Regions from separate parts of the Homo sapiens genome. Here region 2 is linked to region 1. Evidence: read pairs that join two places in POLR2A ChIA-PET (ENCODE). Cell type or tissue: endothelial cell of umbilical vein. All regions are shown on one strand. Links, peaks and the distances in the headings refer to the core of each region. The heading gives the core; the rest is flanking DNA. Region 1 overlaps BPTF (bromodomain PHD finger transcription factor). Region 2 has its middle 18 kb from the start of KPNA2.

Region 1 (2,816 bases), core at 30-2,529:
TGAGTCACTTATGTGTGAACCAGTCTACATTTTTTAAAAGATATTTATGATTGTTTAATTAAAAATTTAAACTAAGACTTCTGGAGGCCTGTGCTTGCTGCTTCTGTCCTAGGCTTTTTATTATTTTGATTGAGTATTGCCACCAGGAGCTCAGCTATACCCAGCAGCATTTTGTTTCGTTTAGGAATTTGCAGCGAGGAAGAAGCTCAGTATTGTTGCAGTCTAGCAGTGATCCTGCTAGATGTTAGTGATCCTGTTAATTAAGTCAGGTGTTTCCAAAAGTTTATTCCACGTGTGTCTCTTTTTGAAAGCACCAGATGTACCTTTTTAGTCTCTGAGTATTTCAGTTGGTTATTAATACTATTGAATTAAATCACCATAGAAACATCCGAAACTGAAATCACAACAACAGAAATAATTAAGAGGAGAGATGTTGGTCCTTATGGCATTCGATCTGAATATTGTATCAGGAAAATCATTTGTCCCATTGGAGTTCCAGAAACACCAAAAGGTAAGAAATAGAATTCTATTCTTTCATGATTAACCTGTTAACCATGTATTTTATGAATTGAAATTTGATATAATTTTTTCTTCTCTGTTCACCTTTTAAAAAAGACATATTTTACAACTACCAAATTTTGAAAATGATATTAAAGTAATAAACATATCAAGATTCTGGTAGACACACATCGATGCCTATAAGCCTTGTTCTAAGCACAGCAAAGGGCTATAATAATACCTCTTGTAATTAAGATGTGAGACATTGATTGACCCCAGACCAGCAGCTCCTGGAGAGCAGCCATCTCGTCTGTCTGGTTTATTGAAGTCACGGCAGCTAGTACCGAGTCTGATATGTAAGTGGGTCAATAAAGGTTTCTTAAGGATTAAAACTACTGTGAAATACTTCAGTGCTCAAGGTAGAGATAATCCAAGAGGCATAAAGAGTTACTCAAAAAATGTTTATAGAGCACCAGTACAATAGGCACTGGGTGGCAAATACATAGAAGAATGATATTTGGCCCCTAATCTCAAGGAAGCAAAGTAAAGCTTATAGTATTATAATATCAGTGTTATATGTGTTGCAGTAAGCTAAGAGAGTAATATTGGAAAAGAAGATTAACACTAATTTATAGATAATTATGAATGTCTACTTAGAAAATTCATGAGAATTAAAAGTATTAGCACTAATAGGAGTTCATTGTAGTATCCAGATTGAAAATATATAAATTCCATTTTATTTTATATAAACAATAAAAATATTTAGGAAAAAACCTAGTAAGAAATATATAAAAGGCCAGGTACAGTGGCTCACACCTGTAATTCCAGGACTTTGGGAGGCCGAGACAGGTGGATTACTTGAGTCCAGGAGTTCGAGCCCAGCCTAGACAATGTAGTGAAACCCTATCCCTACAAAACATACAAAAATTACAAAAATATTGGTAATGTGCATGCCTGTAATCCCAGCTACTCAGGAGGCTGAGGCCCGAGAATTGCTTGAGCCTGGGAAGTGGAGGTTGCAGTGAGCTGAGATCACACCACTGCACTCCAGTCTGGGTAACAGATTGAGAATCCGTGTCAAAAAAAAAAAAAAAAAAAAAAAAAAGAAATACAGGCCAGGCATGTGGCTCAAGCCTGTAGTCCCAGCACTTTGGGAGGCCGAGGCGGGCAGATCACTTGAGATCAGGAGTTTGAGACCAGCCTGGCCAACATAGCAAAACCCCATCTCTACTAAAAATACAAAAAATTAGCCAGGTGTGGTGGTACACACGTGTAGTCCCAGCTACTTGGGAGGGTGAGGCGGGAGAATCACTTATACCCAGGGGGCAGAAGTTGCAGTGAGCCAAGATTGTGCCACTGCATTCTAGCATGGGCAACAGAGTGAGACTCCATTTCCAAGTAAATAAATAAATAAATAAATAAATAAAAAGATAATGTCCTTAGATAGAAACGTAGTGTTTTTATAAAAGTTAGTTCTCCCCAAATGTATACAATTAATTTTTGAAACTTGATTAAATTAACTTGGGAGTTCTTCTTGGAGAATAACCTTTTTGAAAAGAGTACCAATGAAGTAATACCTGTTCCTAGTAGATGATAAATTTTAGCTTACTTAAAACAGCGGCCAGGTGCGGTGGCTTCCGCCTGTAATTCCAGCGCTTTGGGAGGCCAAGGCGGGTGGGTCATTTGAGGTCAGGAGTTCAAGACCAGCCTGGCCAACATGTTGAAACCCTGTCTCTTCTAAAAATACAGAAATTAGCGGGACATGGTATTACACACCTGTAGTCCCAGCTACTCGGGAGGCCGAGGCACGAGAATTGGTAAACCCAGGATGGGGGTGTTGCAGTGAGCCGAGATCACACCACTGTACTCCAGCCTGGGCAACAGAGCAAGACTCTGTCTCCAAAAAAAAAACAAAATCACAAGGTCGTCCTGGCACAGAAACAGCTCTGTTGATGGGCAGAGACACAGATGGGAGATGTACCTGGCAGGCCTTCAGTCTCCTTGACCCCACAGCCTTTGATGCAAACCACTGCAGTCCCCTAAAATCACTTCTCTTTGGCTTGTATCCCTTTGTACAATTCAGGTCCTGCTTTCATTTCTGTTTCCTTCTGCTGCTTCCTTGTGATTGAATATATGGGAAGGTTCAATGCTTGTCCCTCCCTGCTTTTTATTTTTTAAATCTTTTTATGAGGAGATTTTATCTATTCTTAGGTTTCACATCTCCACTTTATATTGGTAACTCTCAAATCCCCCTTCTCTGTGCGGTGATAGGGAAACACATGTTGTACACCCAAGTGTGAGAAGAACATGCTAGGCTT
Region 2 (2,816 bases), core at 108-2,607, 130 kb after region 1:
CAGCTGGGCTCCTGAGTCTGGTGGGGACGTGGAGAGTCTTTATGTCTAGCTCAGGGATTGTAAATACACCAATCAGCACCCTGTGTTTAGCTCAAGGTTTGTGAATGCACCAATGGACACTCTGTATCTAGCTGCTCCGGTGGGGCCTTGGAGAACCTGTGTGTCGAATCTCTGTATCTAACTAATCTGATGGGGATGTGGAGAACCTTTCTATCTAGCTCAGGGATTGTAAACGCACCAATCAGCGCCCTGACAAAACAGGCCACTCGGCTCTACCAATCAGCGGGATGTGGGTGGGGCCAGATAAGAGAATAAAAGCAGGCTGCCCGAGCCAGCATTGCCAACCTGCTGAGGTCCTCTTACGCGCCATGGAAGCTTTGTTCTTTTGCTTTTTGCCATAAATCTTACTACTGCTTAGTTTTTGTGTCTACGGTGTTTTTAAAAGCTGTAACACTCGCCGAGAAGGTCTGCAACTTTCACTCCTGAGCCCAGCGAGACCACAAGGCCGTCGGGAGGAATGAACAACTCCAGATGCGCTGCCGTAAGAACTGTTAACACTCACCGTGAAGGTCTGTAGCTTCACTTCTGAGCCAGCGTAGACCATGAACCCACCAGAAGGAAGAAACTCCCAACACATCTGAACATCAGACAGGACAGACTCCAGACACGCCTCTTTAAGAGCTGTAACACTCACAGCGAGGGTTTGCAGCTTCGTTCTTGAAGTCAGTGAGACCAGGAACCCACCAGTTCTGGACACGTGCCCACCGTGGCCTCAAAGTGCTGGGATTACAGGCATGAGCCACTGCACCCTGTCGCTTTTTTTTAAATGTCACTCCCTGATCCTAAGTAGTGTAAGACCTCAGATGAACGAATGTAACTGCCATTGACTAAAGAACTCTAGTTGGACAGGCGTTTTAGCTGTTGTCCTTAAAAGATGGCCTTTGGTTGACATTCGTTCCAAAAGCATGATGAAACACTGAAAACTTGTGTGGTTCCTTTGTCCCAGGAAAGGGAAGATGGCAAGGGCTTATATCTCGTTTGGCAAGGAGTTCACAGTTTCCCTGCAAGCCCCAGAAGGTGGGTGGTAACAATGGGATGTGTTTGGCTCCTCATCCTCCTGCTGACAGCCAGGTCTCAGAGAGGCAAGTCCCACACTTCCCAAGCTCTGGATCCGAGCTTCGCTGCCGCAGAAGGAAAGTCTAACTAGTTAGGAAGCACAGAACTTGCCTGGCCTTCACCAGCATAATCAGATCTGTCATTCTCTTCAGGAACTGGCTCTGCTCTAGGCCTTGTTCTTTGCTCTGGAGGTAACAATTGCCATTTTTCTTTGGTATTTCTGCTGTAGTGATCATACTTGCCCTTCTCATAGGAAATCATGGGAATCAGCCCCAGTCACAGCTGGCTCCCAGATGGCTCTTGATCCTGTGACCCCACCAACATTCCAATGCGATTTGCTTGGGAGGTTCAAACTTGGCTTGCTGGGGCACCATTCTTCTGGAACCCCACCCTGGGAGATTTATAGGCAGGCCTTGGAGAGAACAAATCTCTAGAGGTGGGATGGGGCCAAGCAGTTTCCTTGTGTTGCATGTTCTAGAATTCTGCCTAAAACAAAAGAGGCTGACCTCATTCTTGCCCCACCCGAAGATTGAGCGGGAATAACTAACTAGCAAGCTATTACTGACATTGCTAAATTACCTAACAAAGTTCTTTCTGTCTCTGTCTCTGTCTCTCTTGATATATACTAATATATGTGTATGTATACTATATATATAAGAGAATTCTTCATATATATGTGCATACATAAGAGGAATTCTCTTCCAGTGTGTGTTCTTGCAGTAGGATGCTAAGTTTGACATAAAAATGATCTAAGAAGATTGTATTCTCCAGGTCCCAGGCTGAGAGTATCCAACCTGTTCAGGTAGAAATGGCCAGTAGAGCTCAGATAGTTTCTCATTACAAAGAAATTCTTTGGTGTCCATTTCCTGGAGATACTGTGGAGGATGCTAGCAGGTTTCTAACATACTTCAGCTGTTCAGGAAATACTTTAAATAATTTCCTGCTGTAGAGAGTAGGAGGAGGGCCTGAAACTTGGAATGCATTACTCTCTTTATGGTCTCAAATGTGGTTCACAAGGACCCTTCGCTGTTCACACACACGCTCCGAGGCGTTCTTTTCTGCCTCTACCAGCCTTTTTATGTGGGAATGTTCGTTTTCTAAGTGTGGCGAGAATCCTACTAACTTGGACTTCCCATAGCATGCTGGCCTGAGCTTCCTAAGGAACTCTACAAACATGAGCTAATTAAGCTTGGAAAGCCCCATGCCAGTCCTCCCGGCTATTATTGAAATGAGGCCAGCTCTGAGGTGGACCAGCTGCAGTTTTTGCCCGGCAGCAACAATTCAAACAGTGGAGAGGAAGGGAAGCTGGCTGCCTAACGCAATTGAAACTGCAAGGGAGAAGCAAGTTAGGCAACACGTAATTCATTGCCTCCTTGGTTTGCTTCAGCGTAACAGTGGGGCTCAGATACTGGCATTTTAACTGGGTCAGTTAGGCCTTTGTCCAGGATTTCAGGCAATGGCCCAAAAATGGACAAGTCTAAGATTTTGCTTTTTTTTTTTTTTTTTAATTGAGGTGGAGTTTTGCCTTTGTTGCCCAGGCTGGGTGCAATGGCGCCATCTCAGCTCACTGCAACCTCCACCTCCCAGGTTCAAGTGATTCTCCTGCCTCAGCCTCCCAAGTAGCTGGGATTACAGGCACGTGCCACCACACCCAGCTAATTTTGTATTTTTAGTAGAGTCAGGGTTTCACCATGTTGGTC

Evidence for each region. ChIA-PET counts read pairs that join two places held together with the same protein. Peaks named below come from ENCODE experiments on the same cell type or tissue, not always from the same donor. Only the 100,000 strongest peaks of a DNase experiment are listed, where the experiment ranks them.
Region 2: POLR2A ChIA-PET joins it to region 1 with 5 read pairs; 3 of 35 experiments call an interaction of 5 or more read pairs at or near these places.

The regions. Positions count from the first base shown.
Region 1 is chr17:67,919,633-67,922,448 of GRCh38, forward strand. It overlaps BPTF (bromodomain PHD finger transcription factor), which reads left to right. Exons shown (of 28, transcript NM_182641.4): 13 at 383-511. Among named protein-coding and RNA genes, the nearest start is that of C17orf58, 75 kb to the right of the region's middle. In endothelial cell of umbilical vein, for the core only: no CTCF peak of the experiment used is centred there; no DNase peak of the experiment used is centred there.
Region 2 is chr17:68,052,323-68,055,138 of GRCh38, forward strand. No RefSeq gene overlaps it. Among named protein-coding and RNA genes, the nearest start is that of KPNA2, 18 kb to the left of the region's middle. In endothelial cell of umbilical vein, for the core only: no CTCF peak of the experiment used is centred there; DNase peaks (open chromatin) are centred at 1,409, 1,829 and 2,309; H3K27ac peaks cover 2,235 bases.